Linked DNA regions of Homo sapiens: region 1 is linked to region 2. A link is an interaction called in ENCODE POLR2A ChIA-PET data of the cell type or tissue named here. Cell type or tissue: B cell. All regions are shown on one strand. Links, peaks and the distances in the headings refer to the core of each region. The heading gives the core; the rest is flanking DNA. Region 1 overlaps FARS2 (phenylalanyl-tRNA synthetase 2, mitochondrial). Region 2 holds the start of LOC124901250 (a long non-coding RNA gene).

Evidence for each region. Peaks named below come from ENCODE experiments on the same cell type or tissue, not always from the same donor. Only the 100,000 strongest peaks of a DNase experiment are listed, where the experiment ranks them.
Region 1: POLR2A ChIA-PET joins it to region 2 with 11 read pairs; 1 of 35 experiments calls an interaction of 5 or more read pairs at or near these places.

Annotation. Positions count from the first base shown.
Region 1 is chr6:5,717,767-5,728,706 of GRCh38, forward strand. The region is part of intron 6 of FARS2 (phenylalanyl-tRNA synthetase 2, mitochondrial); the gene reads left to right. Among named protein-coding and RNA genes, the nearest start is that of FARS2-AS1, 270 kb to the left of the region's middle. RefSeq lists enhancers at 6,221-6,540, 10,842-10,940. In B cell, for the core only: no CTCF peak of the experiment used is centred there; DNase peaks (open chromatin) are centred at 5,795 and 6,345; H3K4me3 peaks cover 2,019 bases; H3K27ac peaks cover 1,897 bases.
Region 2 is chr6:5,825,555-5,836,494 of GRCh38, forward strand. It overlaps LOC124901250 (a long non-coding RNA gene), which reads left to right and starts at 989. Exons shown (of 2, transcript XR_007059424.1): 1 at 989-1,051; 2 at 1,590-4,009. In B cell, for the core only: no CTCF peak of the experiment used is centred there; a DNase peak (open chromatin) is centred at 6,107; H3K27ac peaks cover 1,142 bases.

The DNA.
Region 1 (10,940 bases), core at 4,664-8,663, 110 kb before region 2:
GCACTGCCTAAGTCCATTATCCATCAGGGAGCTGGCTTTCCTCATAACTCTAGTAAATGCCTCCTAAGAATGCAACAGTGCTTTTTCTACCATGCCCTAGTTCCCTCATATTGCAAAGGCATGAAAATGAGAAGGTATCAGCTATATATATATATATATATATATATATACAGAGTCTCACTCTGTCGCCCAGGCTGGAGTACAGTGGCGTGATCTCTGCTCACTGCAACCTCCATCTCCCAGGTTCAAGTGATTCTCAAACCTCAGCCTCCTGAGTAATGGGATTACAGGCGTGTGCCACCACGCCTGGCTAATTTTTGTATTTTTGGTAGAGATGAAGTTTCACCATGTTGGCCAGGCTGGTCTGGAACTCCTGACCTCAAGAGATCCACCTGCCTCAGCCTCCCAAAGTGCTGGGATTACAGGTGTGAGCCACCATGCCCGGCCAGTATCAGCTATTAAAGGGCCATTTTATTTTTGTATTAATTATGTAATAATTTACTTAACCCTTCCATGCTAGACTGAAAACTTCCCAAGGGCAGGCACTAGGTCTGTCTTGCTAGTTCTCAGTGCCCACCCACCCCCAACTGGGCCCATGGTGGGATCTTGCTAAGTAGTTGTTGAGTAAATGAATCAGGTACTTGTTACTGTATACCCTTTTTGAAGATTTCCTGTGATACAAGTGTTGGCGGCATTTTTGCTGATAGCTTTTCAACAACTTCCCTATTTTCAGACGATGCCACTGTTCAACAGTAAACCGGGTGAAACAGGCTGTAACTTACATATACACACAAGAGACATTTGAAATATCAAATTTAAGCCTGGCAATTCAGAATGCAAGCTCATTTTTTTTTTAAACCAAAGCCTCTTTTACCTAATTGAGCCAGAAAATATGTGGCCCTTTTCCCTCCCAATTTGCAGCTTCAGTTCTCCTTGACTGAGTAGCTAATGGAAGATGGGGCCTGTTCCTGCTCTGCTTGTGAAATCTGACTCTCAGCCCGAGGCTGTGTGGCTTCATATTTTGGATCTGAAAATAAAATGCTTTTATTTGATCCTGGCGTATTAAATTCAGGTTAGGTGTGTTGCAAAACAGGGAAATGTTATCTAGAATCTTCCTGCTAATACTGAATCTTTGGTTCTTCTGAGCCACTGTGTCTTACCAGTCTTCCTGTGGAAGATGGCGGGAATGTTTCTAATCCCACTTTGAGCCTGAGTGCTTGCACCTTATGCAGAACAAATCACAATTCGTATCATAGTCAGGATCTGAGATTTGTCTCTCACCTCACTCCCTCTCCTACGGATTTAGTTATGCTCATCTGAAGTAAAGGCTGCCTGACTGGGTGCAGTAGCTCATGCCTATAATCCCAGCACTTTGGGAGGCTGAGGCAAGAGGATAGCTTGAGCCCAGGAGTTCAAGACCAGCCCGGGCAACAAGGTGAGATCCCCTCTCTACAGGAAATTTAAAAATTAGCTGGGTCTGGAGGCACACACCTATGGTCCCAGCTACTTGGGAGGCTGAGGTGGGAGGATCTCTTGGGCTGAATGGTCAAGGCTACAGTGAGCTGTGATCACACCACTACACTGCAGCCTGGGTGACAGAGTGAGGCAAGACCCTGTCTCAAAAAAAATTAAAAAAAAAAAAAAAGGAAGAAGAAAGAAAAAGAAAGGAAAGAAAGAGAGAAAGAGATAAAGAAAAGAGAAGAAAAGAAAAAAGAGCTGCCTGCTGTAGCTGAAAGATAGCACTTAGATGCTAATGTGGGATTTTGAAAGCGGGAGACCTTTCTTCAGAAATCTCAGGTAAGGCAGTTGCGAGGGCACAACTCAATGCCCTCGTGAGGCCTCAACTCTCTGGGGCCTCACACAAAGATGAGCTTTATGTGGACTTTACCAGAAGTTCCAGGGATGCGGCCAGCCAGGAGCTGTGGCTGTCACCAGTTTGTCATTGGTGTGACACTAACAGAGAGAAGGTACATCTTACCAAGACAAGGTAGTTCAAGTTCAGGTTCTGTAGCATCATTCAGCTCATCTGAAAGCTTGTAGTTGATTTTATGTATTGCAGCCCATTCAAAAATAATCTTGTAAAGCATAGTGTTTGCTTAAACTTGAGACAGCTTGCAATGTGGCTTCCGTTTAGTGTGACACAAACCTGTTGTGGACTCTCTATTATACCACAGAAATTGTTATAACCACCACGTCTATTGTCTTCCAGAAGGACACTTGAGAGTCACTTGTAAAAGTTGGCCTGTGCTTTCCTATTAAAAACTGCTGTTTAAATGGTAGTTAGTCTCCTGTTTAGTATGCGGTGTAGCTAGATCACCCTGCATTCACAATGCTCTACATAAAAAAAAAAACAACACTGCTGCAATACCAATAGTTAAAAGCAATTCCATTAAATACATTGCGAACTAGTTTTAAATTTTTATCTTGATGTAGGCACTTAAGAAAAAGGAAGGGATAAAAAATAGTTGGAGACATTTATAGTGATTCTGAGGGTAACTTCTGAGTTCTGGGGCTTACAGACTCTTGCCATTGGGTCTTCATCTAAGTAGCGCTACTCAAACGTGTATGAGCCCTAGTTAAAGCATTATGGCTCACAAGAAAATAAAACAAACACATCAGTTTTCCAGATGTTAATTGATCAGTTTTCCAGATGTTAATTGATCAGTTTTCCAGATGTTAATTGGAGATGTTTTGAAAGAGAGAAGCTTCAGAAGGCAGACAAATACTAAAGAGAATGTGTCTTTACAATATTCATTCAGCATTTATTGTGTACCTAGCATGCCCTAGGCTCTAGAGCAGCATTCTCAGACCACTAGTTTTCTAGATTGCCTTTACATTCATAAGTCTCAAGATTATTAAATTTAAATAGCCTCAAGATCCCCTTTACATTCTTAAAAATTATTGAGGACCCCAGAGAGTTTTTGTTTATTTGGGGTTATATCTACTGATATTGATCATATTAAAAATTAAAACTGTATATAAATGTTTAAATGCTTTGCCTGGGCATAGTGGCTCATGCTCTATAGTCCCAGCACTTTGGGAGGTGGAGGCAGAAGGATTGCTTGAGGATAGGAGTTCAAGACCAGCCTGGGTAACATAGCAAGACCCCCATCACTACAAAAAAAAATTTTTTTTAATTAGCTGTGCTAGGTAGCACATGCCTGTAGTCCCAGCCACTTAGGAGGCTGAGGTGAAAAAATTGTTTGAGGCCAGGAGGTCGAGGCTGCAGTGAGCTGTGATCATACCACTATACTCTAGCCTGGGTGACATAGTGAAACCTGTCTCTTTAAAAAGAAATAAAGTTTAAATGTTTTAAGTAAAACATTTTAAAAGATTTTATTATTTAAACATATCAATAATAAAACCATTGCATATTAACCTAATATAATTCTATGAAAAATAACTATAAAAATTTTTGTGAAAAGAATGACATTGATTTATATTTTTGCAAATCTTTTTCGGGTCTGGTCTAAGAAGACAACTAGCTTCTTATACCAGCTTCTGTATTCAGTCTGATGCTCTTAAGTTGTTTTGGTTACCCCAGATATTTTGTTAGAAAAGGGAAAAGTGTGTTAATAGACTTTTGAGAAAATTGTGGCTATTCATTCTTTGACACTCTACCAAAACCGGAAAAGTAGTAGTTTTTTAAAAGTTAGTTGCATTGTGAAATCTGAAATTATATCAATGACTGATATAATTTTTCACTTGTTACATTGAAATCGATTAGTCTATCTTGCAATTTTGAATGGATCATTCACTCTTTCATGATTGTGTGAAATCGTGCATCATTCAATTAGAAATATTGGTTCAGTGAGTTATGTAACTCTTTTAAGCGTCGACACATTTCATTATCTAAGATCAAAAAATCACATTCATTAGTATCATCACCAATCCTATCAGGAATGCCTTAAGTATTGGGAAATATGGAGACACATTTTCCAACGTTGACAATTTTCCAAATTTGCTTGAATTTTATCATTGGCCAAAAACACTGTCAGTTCTTGAAGTGGCAGGCTCATTGCATTTATTATCTCTGCCATCATTGGTCTGTCAGTACTTCTTCCATGTAAAAATAATGTTCCATGAAAAAGAGTTGCTGGTTCAGCTCACAGTTGAATCTCAGATGCACATTTCCTTGAGACAACCTTGTGCTTCAGCGTGTACCACGGGTTCTCTGTGTGTGTTTCCCACTGAGTCACACAGAATATAAAAAAGGCATATCAAGGGTTGAAACTTAATAAAGGTAATAATTTGTAGTGCTTTTTAAGGACGTTTTAAATATTCTCTTTTTTTCCAGCTTTAATGGATGAAACAAATTGTTGTTTTTTTCCTTGTAAGTGTGAGATGGTAAAAAATGCAGTGACTGCCAGTATAAGCTGGTGCCACTACCTTGATCCCAGCTAAGGCACCCACAGTTTTATCTACTGTTGCTTTTGCACCAAAGATGTAAGTGGCAATACAGCGAAAAGGGCAAATAAAGTCTTAATAGTATGAAAATGCTTTGACCTTACAAATCCCTGAAAGGGTTTTGGAGACCCCCACAGGTCTGCAGAACAGTCTTTTAAAACTCCTCACTAGATATACAGTTTGACATAGACAAGACGTTTTTCTTGTAAAGGGGGAAGATAGATAATAAACAAAATACATCAGGGGTGCTGTAACCAAAACAAAGCAGTGCGCTGTGACAGAGGGGTTATCTCAGGTGGGATGGCCCTGAAAGGCTGCGGAGGCAGTGACGTTTAAGATGAAACTTAAGAGCAGGTCGACTGGGATAGCCAGCCCAGGCTTGATGGCAAGAGCTCACAGGGAATGTTCCAGGGGCAGCAGAAGAACCCCTGTGCTGAGCATGGTGAGGAGGGGGAAGCGCAGGGAGAGAAAAGGTCAGTGAGGCTGTCAAGGGCTACACTGATCGGGCCTGAGGAACCAAGGTGAGAGCTGGATTTTATTCTGAGTGCAACGAGGATGTCCTTGGAGGGGTGTGAAGCAAGGTGAAAGGTCATGTCCACCTTGTAGCCTCAGGAAGTCTCCCCTCACCCCACTTCCACCTCCATTCTTCTCTAGGGGGCCACGACTGGGTTTGAAACTCTAAACCCTAGTTATGAAGTTGTAAATATAAGTAAAAAAGAAAATCCCAAAAGATTACATACAGCATGGTATTCATTTTATAAAATAAACAACTTACTAAAACCTCAGAGCTATCTACAAAGGAAGTCAAGGGAGCAATAAACAAGGATTCAGAACAGTGATTCCCTGAGAGAGGGCAGGCAGGAGGATGAGTTGGGGAAGACTCCACAGATGGACAAAAGTCCTCATCCGAGTTCCGGTTCTGGGGGTGAGTGGGGTTTTGTGGGTGTTTGTGATCTTATTAAGTAAGGGTGAGTGAGTGAAGGTGACAGGCCACGAATGGGCCACTCGCGAGTGTGTCGGGAGCCGTGGGTCATGACAGACCCAAGTACGTGCCCCTGGGTTTGATATAAAAAGAGAATAAGGGTAGAAAAGAAACAAAGCTCATATCTATATATTTCATTTATTTACATGCCGTTTGATTTCTAGCTTGTTCAACCCTAGTTATTGCAAATATCAAGTGTAGTATCATGGGTCATGGGAAAAGGCTGCTGGATTCAAAACTCGGCTTTGTGTGCACCCTTGGACACGCTGCAGACCCTTCCAGGCCTCAGTGTCTTCATCTTCTTCATCTATGATGTGGAATAATTGCAGGATCCGCTCATAGGCTTGTTGAGAACATCGAACAGGACAATGCCTGTGAACCGCTGTCACAAGCCTCTCAGTCACGTTTACTGCACAGGTGGAGATTCTCTCTCCTGTATACACTGCCTCTCTCGATCCATTTTTCCTTTCTTTATGTAACTGGGAAAAACCAAGAATGAAGCAGGTTTGTTTTTGTTTTGCGTGTGAGGAAAAGGTTGTTGAATCTGTTCTCAAGAATGTTTGAATTAAATTCTCTTTGCCTGGGGATGGTATTTTTATCTTATATGATTGTTCTTTGAACAAGCAGTAAGAAAACAAAATGAAATTGGGAGGCTCCTTGCTTTCTTCCTGAAAAGAGGCTTCAGGGCTTTGGGCCAAACTGTGCCTTGAAATGAATTTTAGAAGCGGCCACAGCAGGCGGTCTCTGTTGTGAGGGGCCCAGCTAGTAACAGGCACACTCCCCCAAGACAGAGGAAACACCCTGCAGAGCGGTGGCCACGCTGGGCTGTCCACCGCACAGGGGCTGTCAGAGAAAGAGTGGGCTCGGCGGGAAAGGAAGGGCCGCCCCAGTGGGTTACACGGGAGGCCGCTCCAGGCAAGGGTTTTCAATTTCAGTTCCCTTTTCCCCACACTGCATGGTTTCACTTCTCTGATGGGGCTTAGAATCTGCGCCATTAGGCAGCTTCCACAGCTTAGACGCCTTTCCTAAGGAAGGGTTGGCACAGGGCTGTCAGCCATCAGAGACCTGAGAGGGCAACCACCGGTGCCCTCCCTGCTGGATTCAAGAGGAGCTGGGTGATTCTGGGTTCCAGGATGAAGAGGAGCTAGCAGGGACAAGGAGTAAGCAGAATGTTTGCACACAGGAAATGACAGGGGACTCCGTTGCTGGAGCCATCCCTTCCCTTTGTGGTCATCACGAAATATCCATGACCATAGTAGTGCCACTGTGGCCTGAGTCTCAGGATTGCCTGTGCCCATGAGGTGGCCAGAGCCAGCTCTGAGTCCCCAGGGTGGCCCACAGCCAAGGAACAGAGCCCCCAGGACGCAAAAAGAAACCACCACTAGTTGAGAAGGGAGGAGGAGAACTCCTCTCATGACTGTGCCTGGCAGGAGACAGCGCATCCTGCAGCCTGAGCCTGGTGCTCTACGGGGGCCAGCCGAGGCTAAGACTGTCCCTCACGGAAGGATCTTGAGGCTTCTGTGTCCTCCCCGACACTGGCTGCACTCACCTCCCCTCAGCCTCTGTGCATAGCAGCCCACCGTACTTCAGGACCACTCTTTGTAATCAGGGAATTCTTCTTTACATTGAGCCATAATCTGCCCCATAATTTCCACAGATGAATCCTAATTCAGGTCTCCACAGTAACATGAAATACATCTGCCCCTTTTTGGAATATATGTTAGGTCTACTCTGTGTCCTGCACCATGCCAGGCAGCAGACAAGACACAGACATAGACCTTTCCTTCCAGGAGACTAAAACGTAGTGGGGCAGATGCCATTAAACAAATAATCACACAAAATTCTAAAGATGAAATGAAGTTTCTCGCTATTACCGTGTTACCACACGTGGAAAACAGTCAGCTATGTCTTCTGTCTAAGGGAAGGTATTTTGCAATGGCCTGACTTAAAAGCCGTGGGATTTCCATGAAATCTCTGGATGATGCGGAGCAGACACCCCAGTGCTGAGCAGCTTTCTTTAGTTGAAAGAGAGGGTTAGTGATGGCCAAATTCGTAGCCTGTTTTGGGGATGGCGTGATGACTTTGAACATGGGCGCTGGGGTGTATGGAGGAAGGTGAAAGGTGTCCGTGGGGAGAAAATTGGAAAGGAGCTTTGGAGGCAGGTTGGGCAAGGCATTAAGTGCCAGAGTAAGAAGTTGGAACTGCGTTTGATGATCATCAGGTGAGAAGACCTTTGAGCAGGGAGGGAAGTTAGGTCTGAGTTTTGAGGCAGTTATTTTAAAATGGTTCCAAGCATGGCCTCTGCAGCCTGGCTGCCCGGGCTCCAGTCCTGGCCACTGGCAGTGGGAAGAGTTACCTGGCCTCCCTGTGCCTCAGTTTCTACATCTGTAAAACAGAAATAATAGTGGTATGTACTTAAAAGAGCAAATGAGTTGATGCATGTGACATTTTTGGAGCTTTGCCTAGCTGTGGAAAAGTGCTTTAAAAAGGTTAGCTGGGGCCAGGCATGGTGGCTCACACCTGTAATCCCAGCACTTTGAGAGGCCAAAGCTGGTGGATCAGTTGAGCTCAGGAGTTCGAGACCAGCCTGGCCAACATGGCGAAACCCCGTGTCTACTAAAAATACAAAAATTAGCTGGGCGTGGCGCGCACACCTGTAATCCCAGCTACTCGGGAGGCTGAGGCAGGAGAATCGCTTGAACCAGAGAGGCAGAGGTTGCAGTGAGTCGAGATGGGGCCACTGCACTCCAGCCTGGGCAACAGAGCAAGACTCTGCCTCTAAATAAATAAATAAGGGTAAGCTGGTATTATAATCACCACCATTGTCATCATCATTGTTGGAATAGGCATTGGAAGGAGGTGGATGAATTTGGGTCAGTGGGTGTCATTCACAGTAGGGCACAGTAGAGGCCTGACTTTAAAAGACTAGGTATGCTGCCACCTTCCTCAAAACGGCACCTGCACTGTGTTCACTCACATAAGTAGAAACCTGGCTCTTTTTTTCTTTTTAGAATCTTTTTTTTTTTAATCCTCACTTGGGATTAATCACCTCCAGAAGGCCCTCATCAGGGGTTACAATACACGTGTGCATGTTTGAGGCCATGCTGCCCACGCGTAGACTTGGGGAAGGAATTTGCAGCGCCTCACTCCCTCACCAGCAGGCCCAGTGCCAGGGGGCTCCTAGATGATGGCTGGAGCCCGCCAGTATGATGCTAAGAATGAAGACTCTGCTGCAGCATGGGCAAATATTTAGGCAATGATGATAAATGAAATAAAGCCTGAAACCACACATGCATGATGGTCCTCACGATGTAAAAACATGGTTGCACATGAGCCAGGGCCGTAAAGAAACACAGATAAACAGTGGCACTCGTGTTAAGATGGGCAGCGCAGGAGCACATGAATTGTTTTCCTTTAATATTTCTGCAATTGTCTTAACGATATTTTTAAAGTAGAAAAAGTAAAGGAGGGAGCATGTGCCCAGGATCCCTCTATGCCTCGGAGACCACAACTGCAGAGCAGCCATTGTTTTAGCAGAGATGGAGGGCTCCAGAGGGTGGGGCATGTCAGTTCTTAAAGAACTGCTCTTGATCTGCGAACCCCTCTGCCCTCTTTAAGCCCCAGGGGCACCGCCATCTCTAGGAATGGAAATTCCCAGCCAATGGCTCCTGCACCAGAGACAGTGGGCCCTTCCCTTCCTCACAGACAGTGCTTCCTCAGGATCATGGCCCTTCCAGGGTGAGCTTCCCGGGTAACTGGACAGGGGCTGAAAGTAGCATCCTTAGGCTATCCCATTGATGGTCTTGGTTAAAACAAGCACAGTTCAAATACCTTCGTGACCGCTGTCAACTGCAAATGGTATGGCCTTGGGTCAGATACTTGGCCTCATTGAGCTTCACTTCCACCGTCTGTAAAGGAGCAATGCCTCTGCAGTACCTACCTTCCTCACCGGGCTGTTACTGGTAGGAAAAGCGTGACTGCAGTGCATGGCACCCAGGAAGCTGCTCAGTCAACAGTAACGGCGGCTGCTGCTGTAGGGGTGGGCATGGGAGGGGCTGTTCCTCTCATCACTAGTTTTATTCAGTGGTTCAGATGGTTCAAATGCAGCCTCCTCTATGAGGTTGGACCCCGTTCCTCTGCACAGAACTTTCCCTCCTCCCTTGGTCTCCTGGAACACTGCGTTTGTGCCTGTCTCACAGCGCCTGCTACTTTCTCTGAGGCAGTGGTGTCACTTATACTTGTTACACTTTTCAGAGGCAGGGTGCTGACTGGCCAGAACGTAGGAAAGGCCAGGTCAGAGACTTTCTGTTTAAATAAAATGCCACGCTAGCGGGTTTCGGGTAACTGAAGAAAGTGCATTCCGCGGTCTCCATGTGGTCAGGACTTGGCTCTGTGAGTCTGCAGCCTTGTTCAGCCCTCCCTGCAGCTGTTACTGTATCCCTGTCTTCCTACTGAGGCCATGCTTGGGCCATTGTGGCACCTATACATCTTTAATACACGCCCCAATTAATGAGTTAAGTCCAGATAAAGTGGGTCTGAGGAGTTCACAGATTGGAGTGCCACAGGGATCATATTTTCAGGTGCATTTTCTTCCAATGCACTCTGACAGCTCAAAACACTTCCTCGAGCTTCTATACATTCTGCTCGTTGCCATGTGTCCCCAGCACTTGGATATGTAATGCGAGGGATACCAACAGACTGATTTCTAAATGAGCTTCCTGCCTCAAGGCAAAGGTTGAGTTGCCCGTGCAGCTGGGAGGGCCACCAGGTGAATGACGCTGTTAGAGGGGAAGTGTTGGGGTGAAAGGTCCCTGGGAGCTTCGCTTACCACCGTGGGCACTTAATGGATGCTAAATAATTGAAAGAATAAAGTGAGAGATGAGTGGATGCCGCCTTGATGGCCCCTCGATGAACTAACAGGGTCCGAGAACATTTGCAAATTGGTCATTAATGTTTCATCAACAGTGTCTGCCTCCTTTGTTCATCTCAAAGGGTAGCCAGGGTTTCCGATCACAGGGATAGTTTCCTGAGAAACTTAAATGGAGGAATTAGGCCGGGCCTGCAATTCCACCCAATAATTTGGGTTTGTTTCAAAATAGCCTAATAGCTGGGAATGGGCTGGTTTGGCTTGCTAATGTGCTTAGAAGGGTCTTGAGTGCTTTCACTCAGTGACATTTGGAGGGGGATTATGGATTTTGGAGCATTAAAGCTTTATTGTTTTTGTTTTTTGTTTTGCTTTGCCTGTTTTTGGAGTGAGGTTTGCTGACGCTAAAATGACTGTTTATTCATGACAGGGAGGGGGTGAGGAGGTATAGGGAATAATTCTACTCATGGAAAAAGGATGCCTTCTTCAAAATGATTTTTGCTGTTGGCAAAGCTGAGAACACACTCACATGATTCTCTGCCTGCAGTAAGTGACAGGAAAAACACATTGTGCGCCGTGGATAGCTATAACTAGCAGCAAATTGGTTTAAATCATAAAGAAAGGCTCAGTATACACAGCTCCCTCTTCTTCAGGGAAGTCTAGCTGGAGGAAAGAAATGGAGGCTGG
Region 2 (10,940 bases), core at 4,118-8,117:
ATTACATGAGCTATTCAACACATTATTATAAAATAGGCTTTGTGTTAGATGATTTTGCCCAATTATAGACTAATGAAAGTTCTGAGCACACTTAAGGTAGGCCAGGCTAAGCTATGATGTTGGGTAAATTAGGGGCATTAAATACACTTTTTAATTTTAATATTTATTTATTTAGAGACAGGATCTCACTCTGTCACCCCGGCTGGAGTGCAGTGGCTCCATCTTGGCTCACTGCAACCTCCACCTCCCGGGCTCAAGTAATCCTCCCACCTCAGCCTCCTGAGTAGCTGGGACCACAGACACGCTCCACTATGCCCAGCTAATTTTTGTATTTTTAGTAGAGATGGGATTTCGCTATGTTGCCTAGGCTGGTCTTGAACTCCTGAGCTCAAGTGATCTGCCTGCCTCAGCCTCCCAAAGTGCTGGGATTACAGGCATGAGCCACCATGCCTGGCCTAAAAATGCTTTTGACTTACAGTGTTACCTACCAACAGTGAGTTTATTGGGACATAGCCCCATCGTAAGTCAAGGAACATCTGTAAATCAATTAAAAAATGGACACAGGACCTGAACAGACATTTCTCAAGAGAAGACATACAAATGGCCAATAGGTGTATGAGAAAATATTCATCATTAATCATCATGGAAATGAAAATTAAAACCATAATAAGATAGCACCTCACACCTGCTAGGATGGCTAAGGATGTGGAGAAAAGCAAACCCTTGCACATTTGGCGGGGATGTAAGTTAGTGCAGCCATTATGGAAAATAATGTGGAGGTTCTTCAAAAAATTAAAAATAGAACTCCCGTATGATCCAGCAATCCCACTACTGGGGATATGTCCAAAGGAAATGAAATCAGTATGTTGAAGAGATATCTGCACTCCCATGTTCATTGAAGCATTCTTCACAGAAGCCAAGACAGGGAGTATCCATCAATGGATGAATGGAAAAAGAAAATATGATGTATATACACAATGCAATACTATTCAGCCTCTAAAAAGAAGGAAATCCTGTTCTTTGCAACATGGGTGGACCTAGAGGACATTAGGTAAGTGAAATAAGCCAGGCACTGAAAGCCAAATACGGCATGATCCCGGTTACACGGGGAATCTAAAAAAAGTCAAACTCATAGAAACAAAGAATAGGATGGTGGTTACCAGGGGTTGGGGGTTGGGGGGCTTGGGGAGATGTTGATGAAAAGATTAAAATTGTCATTTAGACAGGAGGAAGAATTTCAAGACATCTATTGTACAACATGGTGACTACAATTAATATATTGTATACTAGAAAATTGCTAAGAGTAGATTTTAAGTATTCTCATCACAAAAAATGTATGTGAGGTAATGCACGGTTAATTAGCTTGGATCAGCCATTCTACATGTCAAAATATCAAAACTTGCTGTACACACAAATGCATACAATTTTGTCAATTAAAAAAAGTTACGGATTTTATCTAGACAAAAACAAGAGATATAAGAGAACAAACCAACACCAGCAGCCACTGTGACCATTTGAGCCCACCCGTGGGGGGACTGGTACTTTACACGTGTTGTATCTTTTCTGGCTCTCTCTCTCCAACCCTGCAGGGCAGGTGGCATCTCTACTTAACCATGAGGGAACAGAGGCTCAGCCAGCATGTTGAGACACCAGAATTCAAAAGCCCAGTATCCTCCCAGGACTCCATTAAAGCAGATGTGCAGAAGGCAGTACGGCCGGAGCACAACCAATGCCCCTGGGGGAGGCCCACGGGACCGTTAGGAAAATAAGACAGGCACAGGAAAGAGATGTCCAGCGTCTGAAGACAAAGCCACAATGAAAGCCACCATTCTGGGGTTGGGAAGGTAAAGAACTTCAAACCAGATAAATGAAGACTGCAGAAGAAAGAGGAAGAAATGGAAGTTGCTCTCTGACAGGACAACATGAATTTGGCAAGGGGTGGATTAGGCCGAGTGCTATCCACGGTGATGAAACACAGCAGCCGGTAGTCATGAAATATTTATGAATGGGGAGAGGATGCTGCATTCTGCAGTGCAGCACAGGGGAAACCGAAGTTTCAAGAATACTGTAATAGCAAAACCCTCCATTAATTATCGGAAGCAAGCTGTAATGCCAGTTCCTATGGCAACAGGGTCCCCAATGGATTTTGTGCTTTTTTTTTTTTAAGCTGCTCCCATTTACTATGGTACATTGCATTTATTTTCTATCGGAGGTTTTGTGCTTGTCTTCTGCAAATGAATTCATCCTGTCCTCACAGTGGCTGGTGTGGAGACCGACAGGCTGGGGCCTGGGGAAGGTTAAAGATTATGCAACTTTGAGCTAAATGCTCTGTAAGCACATTGATGACTGCTATGAGCACCTTCACTTCTGAGGGGAAAAGGAGGGGAGGGCAGGAAAGAGGTGTGGAAGGGAATAACTAGGGTGCATGGCTAATTAGAGGGCATCTATCCCAGCCCCCACACGCATGGTCTTTGGAATCCAGGCTTGCACCAGGGAAGAGTCCTTGAACCCAGCTGGGCTCTCCAACAACGTGCCTGCTGCAGCTGCAGTGGAAGCTGATAATTGCTCAGAAAGCTCAGACACAGAGTCCTCTGGGGTAAGGGTGCTGGAGAGAACAGTGGCTTGGTTCCCAGAGGAGCAGGCTGCCCCTCCCAGAGAAGCACTCCACCTGTAGGCCCAATCTCTCTGCACCGCCCCCCCCCCCCACATTGCTTATCAGCTCCCCCTCAGTGTGAAGTGGGAGTTTAATCTGGTGGCCCTTTGAATGCGGGTCTTCCAGGGGAGATGTTCTGTGTTTGCCTGGCCATGGGCTGCTGTTCACAGAAACATTCTGTCCCAGGCCACAGGAGCGCCTCAGAGCCACCCTGGGGTGTGGGCGAAGCGGTCAACAGCGGCTTCCTCCATCCTTCCCCGGATGAATGACTGACAAGTTGATGGCGGAGCACCCCGCCGCTCACTCAGGAAGAGGCTGCCTCCAGGTGGGGAGCTTGTACGTTTCCCTCTCAGGGCTGCAGCTGTGGCTTGGGAGGTGTCCTGTCTTTTTGGTGGCCTCATGAGGGCTGTGTGAGTCCTGATAAATGGCATAGGATGGGGAGTCCCCTTAATGGGGGACAGTACAGGTCTCCTGTCCGTGGGGCTATTCCAGGTTAAAAATAGATTCTACCGCTGCAGAATGATTATGCTGGCTCTACTGTGCTTTCTAAGTCACCAAAGGGACTCACAAGCATGTGTGAGTAGAACTGGGAGGATGCCAGAAGAGGGATGAAATAAAAATTGTGTACGTATATGTTTCTTTTTGTGGAATTCTACCTGGAGCCATAGGAGTACGACTTACCACTCAAGAGAAAGGCTGTGCCCAGAGCCAAGGAGGAGCTGTGGAGACGTTTCTCCCAAGTCATCCGTTCTCCCTATTTAGACTTCAACCTTAGGACGGACCTTCAGGCATCCAGGCCACCTACTGACCTCTCTGGCATGGGTGGGAACCGGGAGCTCGTTGGTAAGCAGGAGGATTCAGGACTATCGAGCGAACACCACTTCCTCCGTGGCACGCACCGCGCTGTGTCTTTGGGCTCATCATCTCATCACCTCTGCACAGGAAGATTATCTCCCCCACTTCGTGATGAGGAAACGGAGGCTCCAGGAGGCAAGTCATTGCCCAGGCCACACTGCTCCTCAGAGGCAGAGCTGAGATCAGAACTCACTTCTGTCTGACCCCAAAGCCTGTGCCAAACGCCTTGCTCGCTGGCCTCTTGCAGGGAAGGGCAGTGTCCCATTGCAGCCAGGCCCCAGCACAATACCAGGCTCTGCAGGCCCTGCATCACTTTCCCAAGGCCCAAAGGGGGCACACCACAAAATGCTGGGGGTGTAGGAAGAAGATATCAGAAATTCTAGTTATGATTTCCTCTTATCCTAGTAAAATACCAACTTCTATGTCTGTGTTGTGATGCATTTATGAGCTCAGCAGCACATTTATAGAATTTATAAATCAATAAACCTTCACATTGTGGAATACATGCTCAAGTTTATTTTACTGATATTGGAAGTGAGCAAAAAGACTAGAGTATCATGTTCAAGATAGTGACCAGGGACCACCCCAGGGCTCCTCGGGGACCAGAAAGGATGGCTTGCCGAGGGTGGCCTCCATCTTCCCTGCAGCATTGTTTGTTCCCCGGGATCCTTCCAGGCCCGCTCAACTCTGATCTCAGTCCCCTGTGCATTTCTGTAGGAAGCTCGCTTTTACTAGACCTGAGAGTTCAGGCAAGCCCTGTACCCTCGGGAGGCCGGCTGTGTGCTCTGCTGTTGTTTGCTCTCTATGGGGGCTCTCCAGTGGTCCAGCGGGCATTACAGGAGCACAGGGAGGACGAGGGGAATGGAGAAGGGGGATTGAAGGGCACATACACTTAGACCCCCACCGGCCACCTACAGAAGGCCTGAGGGGACAGCCCTTTCTGAAGTGATGCCTTCCTCTGTTGGGAAGCCAGGAGCCTCCCCTGGTGGGACCCATGAGGCCCTGGGGGTGGGGCAGGGTATGTGGGACGGGCACAGAGCCCCTTCAGTTTCCTTCTCAGGCCAGAATCATAACTGTCCATGCATTCCTTAAAAGCAGAGAGGGACCCTCTTCTTCCCCATCCATCAACAGCCTTCAGAGTCTAATTACATGCATAGAGCTTCAGTTCCCTTCTCTGTAAAATGGGGCTAATACTAATAAGACCTCTTCAGGGCAGTGTGGGAAGTCAATGAAACTCCATCTCTAAAATCACCCAGCAGATCATAGGATCTTGAAGTAAGCACAGTGTTTGGCATACAATAGGCACTCATCAATGCTGGTTCCTTTCACTCTCTGCCACTTGCTGCCTGTGCATGAGTTAACGTCCCAATGCCTCAGTTTCTTCATTTTCAAATGAAAGATGATGCCTATCCTCAACTTCAGATGAGATCAGGCACGTTCAGGGTGGTATGGCCATAGACCCCAACTTCAAAACAACAGGCACATCCATTCAATTCAGGTAGCACCCACCAACTGTACCATGGGCTTAAGAGGCAGGAAGAACATGGTGTGAGCCCACAGCTTCGGGTCCTGTTGCTCACTCTCTGCACATCCTTGTGCAGTTATCTGGGGTCACTTGCTGGCCTTTTTGAGTCTCAGTTTTCTTATTTGTAAGCTGGGGATAGTCATATCTCATTAGATTTTTAGGAGGACTAAATGGGACAATAAATATAAAATGCTCAGCACAAAACTTAGTCTATGGTCAGTGCTCAACAAATATCAGTCACTGATAATAGTAGAACCACCTGGAAATGACACTGTCATTTCCAGGCCCTCATGAGGATTCTCATTTACTCGTCATACTAGCCCTGCAAAATGGACACTATTGCTTCCGTTATACAGATGAGGAAACTGAGGCTCAGAGAAGCTAAGTAACTTCTTCAAAGTTGCCCAGGCTGGGCGCGGTGCCTCATGCCTGTAATCCCAGCACTTTGGGAGGCCAAGGCAGGCAGATTACTTGAGGGGAGGAGTTTGAGAACAGCCTGGCCAACATGACAAAACCCCCTCTCTACCAAAAATATAAAAATTAGCCAGGCGTGGTGGCACGTGCCTATAGTCCCAGCTACTCAGGAGGCTGAGGCAGGAGAATTGCTTGAACCAGGGAGGAAGGGGTTGAGCATGCCACTGCACTTCAGCCTGGGCAATAGAGCAAGACTCTGTCTCAAAAAAAAATAAAAAAATAAAAAAGTTGCCCAGTGACAGAGCCAAGTCTTGCTTTACAAGCCTAGGCTCGCTCTCCTACACTAACTACCTGGCCCCATGCTGCCCAGTCCTGGGCTGGCTGCAGGAGGCTGCTGCATTACCCACCTCAAACCACACAAGCACTGGCAGTAACAAGAGGCCGTAGAGAACCTAGAGTTCTCCAGTGGGTGTGGTTCTCTGGCTGCCGTGGGCTGCCAGGGATCCCTTAGATCACAGACTCCACAGTTCTTTCTTGCCACCTCCAGAAGTGAGGCTGCAGCCCCATGAGCCAGGCAGCAGGAAGGGAGGAAGTCTCGCTTCTTGCCAGACACATTGTTTAACTGCAACAGTCAGTTCTCCAAAAACTCTGCCGGAAGTCCACCCCGGAAACTCAAGGGAGGAAACTGACTGCCTTCTTGGGGTTTTCTTAACTGTGCTTCGTTTTTCTGCTCTGCAGGAAAGATGCAACCTGGGCCAGAGGCCCCTGGAGGCTGTGCCTGACCCCAGACAGATCAGACAAACCCGAGCAGCCATTAGCAGCTGCATGGACTCCTTTGCACTGTGGGGCTGCTCCTGGGGTGCAAGATGTCTTTGTGTGTGTATGGGGTTCGGGGGCTGGGCTGGCTGACTTGCAAAGGACACGCTGTGGCCCAGCCCTGGGCAGCATCCAGCCTGCTTAGGTGGCCTTCTGGGGGCTTGGCTAAAGACACTGAGGCCTTTCTCTGTTTCACCTCCTTGTGCCAACTTGGCTGTGTGTGAATAAAGGAATCACAAGCACACGCCTCTCTGAGTTCACACTTGTGTAAAGTTGGACTGAAGAGCTTGGTGAATCAAAGTTCAAGAAGGGTGACTTTGCCGGACATGGTGGCTCACTCCTGTAATCCCAACATTTTGGGAGGCTGACGGGGAGCAGATCACTTGAACCCAGGAGTTCAAGACCAGCTTGGACAACACAGAAAGACCCTGTCTCTACAAAAAAATTTAAAAATTAGCTAGGTGTGGTGAGGTGTGCCTGTATTTGCAGCTACTCTGGAGGCTGAGGTGGGAGGATTGCTTGAGACTGGGAGGTTGAGGCTGCAGTGAGCTGTGATCATGCCATTGCACTCCAGCTTGAGTGACAGAGCAGGACCCCATCTCTTAAATTTAAAAAAAGGAAGAGAAAGGAGAAGGAGGAGGAGCAGGAGAAGGAGAAGGAGGAGGAGGAGGAGGAGAAGGAGAAGGAGAGGAAGAAGAGGAAGAGGAAGAAGAAGAGGAAGAAGAAAAAGGAGGAGGAGGAAGAGGAGGGGGGAGGGGGGGGAGGAGGAGAAGGGAGGAGATGGAGAAGGAGGACACCTCAGAAGCCCTAGATAAAAACAGGGAGGAAGAGAACAAAAACATCAAAGCTGCTGAGTCTGGTGTCAAGAGCAGGGGCCTTAAAATCTGTGTGACTTTGTCCTTTGAGTTAACCTCTCTCATCCTCAACTTCTTGTTTGTGAAGTGGGAATAAGATTTTTTTGTGAGTTTGTTCTGAGACTCATAAGTAACGTACATAAAGCTGGTGGCTCCTGGTCTGTCTTATCATCCGGGGTTAAGCTTTGAAGTGGGCACAGGTGCTGGCAGCTGTGGAATGGGGGGAGGTTGCAGGTGGGTCCCCTGGTCACAGAGAGCTCATCACTGCCAGAGCTCAGGAGCCCCCTCACTGGAGAGGCCTCACTGCCAGGGTTCAGAGCTCCCTCACTGGAGAGGGACTTCCTGAGTGTTGCAAGCTACATGGACAGACCATGTGAGATCAAGCGTCCAGGCCCCTGGGCCAAGCAAATCTTGGGCCAAGATTGTGTGGCTTTAGGGGATGTTATGGAGCCTCTCTGGGCGTCAGCTCCTCCTCTGTAAACTGGGGACTGTGGTGGCGATAATGGTACCCACATATACAGAGACTGACAAGTACTCATGAAACAGAGCTAGGGGTGTATGTCTGTCTCACATCAAAGGGCTTTCACACTGCTCTGATTTTTAATAATAATTATTATATCAGTATATATTAATATTTAATTATATTATTATGTTAATATATAATAATTATATATTAATTATCTTATATTAATTATTAAAATATAATAATAATAATTATTAACAGCTCTGGGAGAAGGTTATCATGAATTTTTTTTGGAGGGAGGTCAGATGACAGCTCGTCAAGGTAACAGAGTGCAAGAGAAGAGCCTGCCTTGGTTGGGGGTGGTCAGGGCCTGGGCACCCCAGAGAGACACAGGGGAGCCTGGGGGAGGACTGAGACCCCTTCTCTTGCTTAATCAACTTTTTCAAGTCAACAATGACATGTGTGCCAAGCTCTGACCCCTGATCGCAGCTTCCCCTGAGAGGGGCCTCTGTGGGGATGTCTCGCAAGGCCAGGGAGATCTGGAAACACATCCCTTCCACAGGCTACATCCATCGTCAAAAGGAGACCTCGAGGGCCCACCTGCCTGTCCTGCCTGCCCCTGTCCCCAGCCCAGAGAAGCAAGCTGAGCCACCTGCCTGTGCTCCCAAAAAGACACCCCATCTGTCCCAGATTGATTTGCACAGAGTAAGTTACCTGTGGGGCATGTGCTGGCCAGAGGCCAAGTGGGCTCATCTATCTTCCCAGGGCAGCGTTTTAGAACGGGGAGTGGAAATAGTGTCTAGGTTGTAATGAATTTTTGGAAGAGGGGAGGGGGTGGAGAACAGAGGAGGAGGGGGGCAGGGAGCGGGACAGAGGAGTCACCCGAGGCTTCTCCTTTGCGGCATTTAATGGGAAAATGAGATATTTCCCAGGCAATTGCTTTTAAGTGACTATTGAAATTAATGCCTCGTTCCAGCAGCACATCTTTGTTAGAACATTAGCCTCTCAGAGGGAGCAAGAAAATGAGAAGGGAAGAAAAAAAAAAAACCTACCTGAAATGAGCCCAGCAGAGAAGGCTGAGGACAGAGGACTTGGGGTCATGGAGTGCTTGGGGGTGAGGTGACTCTGGGATCATGCGAGGGGCCTAAGCGCCGAGGAGCCTCGGTGGCCTGGGGAGACTGTCCCGCCTGAGGGCCACCCTCCTCTGCCACCTGGGGCCGGGATATGGTTGCTGAGTGACAGGGTGACTTGGGGTCCACTGGACGGGCTCTGCCGTGGGCCCTGCTTGCCCTGTGGGCTCTCTGGCCTTCTGAGGCAGCAGGGAGGCTCTGGGCCCACACGTGGTCTCCTACAGGCTTTGGGGCCGCATTCCCAGTTTCTCGATTTCCCCGACATTGGGGGTTCACTGAGATGTTAGGGACCCCTGTAGTGATAATATCCGCTGTGACTTATGAGCACTCCCTACCTGTCAGGCACAGTCCCGGGAGGAGCAGCCTGGGTTCCTGCTGGGGAGAACCCCTTGAGCCAGCCTGAAGGCTGTGACCTTCCCAGGTCTTAAGGGTGGGGATTTCTCAGAGCTGAGACGCATGCCTTGCTTCACTTGAGGCCTGGAATGGCTTCTGTTTGTTCTTCGATTTGTGTGGGGGTGGGGGTTGTAGTTTCCTTTTTTTTTTTTTGCTTTGTTTCTGTGCATGTATAGAATTGAGCCAAATGGAATAGGTGCTTTAAACTCTGAATGCATTTTGCCATTGCTTTTTTTTTTTTTTAATTGATCATTCTTGGGTGTTTCTCGCAGAGGGGGATTTGGCAGGGTCATAGGACAATAGTGGAGGGAAGGTCAGCAGATAAACAAGTGAACAAAGGTCTCTGGTTTTCCTAGGCAGAGGACCCTGCGGCCTTCCGCAGTGTTTGTGTCCCTGGGTACTTGAGATTAGGGAGTGGTGATGACTCTTAACAAGCATGCTGCCTTCAAGCATCTGTTTAACAAAGCACATCTTGCACCACCCTTAATCCATTCAACCCTGAGTGGACACAGCACATGTTTCAGAGAGCACAGGGTTGGGGGTAAGGTCACAGATCAACAGGATCCCAAGGCAGAAGAATTTTTCTTAGTACAGAACAAAATGAAAAGTCTCCCATGTCTACCTCTTTCTACACAGACACGGCAACCATCCGATTTCTCAATCTTTTCCCCACCTTTCCCCCCTTTCTATTCCACAAAACCGCCATTGTCATCATGGCCCGTTCTCAATGAGCGGTTGAGTACACCTCCCAGACGGGGTGGTGGCCGGGCAGAGGGGCTCCTCACTTCCCAGTAGGGGCAGCCGGGCAGAGGCGCCCCTCACCTCCCGGACGGGGCGGCTGGCCGGGCGGGGGGCTGACCCCCCCACCTCCCTCCCAGACTGGGCGGCTGGCCGGGCAGAGGGGCTCCTCACTTCCCAGTAGGGGCGGCCGGGCAGAGGGGCTCCTCACTTCCCAGTAGGGGCGGCCGGGCAGAGGCGCCCCTCACCTCCCGGACGGGGTGGCTGGCCGGGTGGGGGGCTGACCCCCCCACCTCCCTCCCGGACGGGGCGGCTGACCCCCCCACCTCCCTCCCAGATGGGGCGGCTGACCCCCCCACCTCCCTCCCGGACGGGGCGGCTGGCTGGGCAGAGGGGCTCCTCACTTCCCAGTAGGGGCGGCCGGGCAGAGGCGCCCCTCACCTCCCGGACGGGGCGGCTGGCCGGGCGGGGGGCTGACCACCCCACCTCCCTCCCGGACGGGGCGGCTGCCGGGCGGAGACGCTCCCCACTTCTCAGACGGGGCGGTTGCCAGGCAGAGGGTCTCCTCACTTCTCAGACGGGGCGGCCGGGCAGAGACGCTCCTCACATCCCAGACGGGGCGGCGGGGCAGAGGCGCTCCTCACATCCCAGACGGGGCGGCGGGGCAGAGGCGCTCCCCACATCCCAGATGATGGGCGGCCGGGCAGAGACACTCCTCACTTCCCAGATGGGATGGCGGCCGGGCAGAGACGCTCCTCACTTTCCAGACTGGGCAGCCAGGCAGAGGGGCTCCTCACATCCCAGACGATGGGCGGCCAGGCAGAGACGCTCCTCACTTCCCAGACGGGGTGGCGGCCGGGCAGAGGCTGCACTCTCCGCACTTTGGGGGGCCAAGGCAGGCGGCTGGGAGGTGGAGGTTGTAGCGAGCCGAGATCACGCCACTGCACTCCAGCCTGGGCAGCATTGAGCACTGAGTGAACGCGACTCCATCTGCCATCCCGGCACCCCGGGAGGCCGAGGCTGGCAGATCACTCGCAGTTAGGAGCTGCAGACCAGCCCCGCCAACACAGCGAAACCCCGTCTCCACCAAAAAAATACG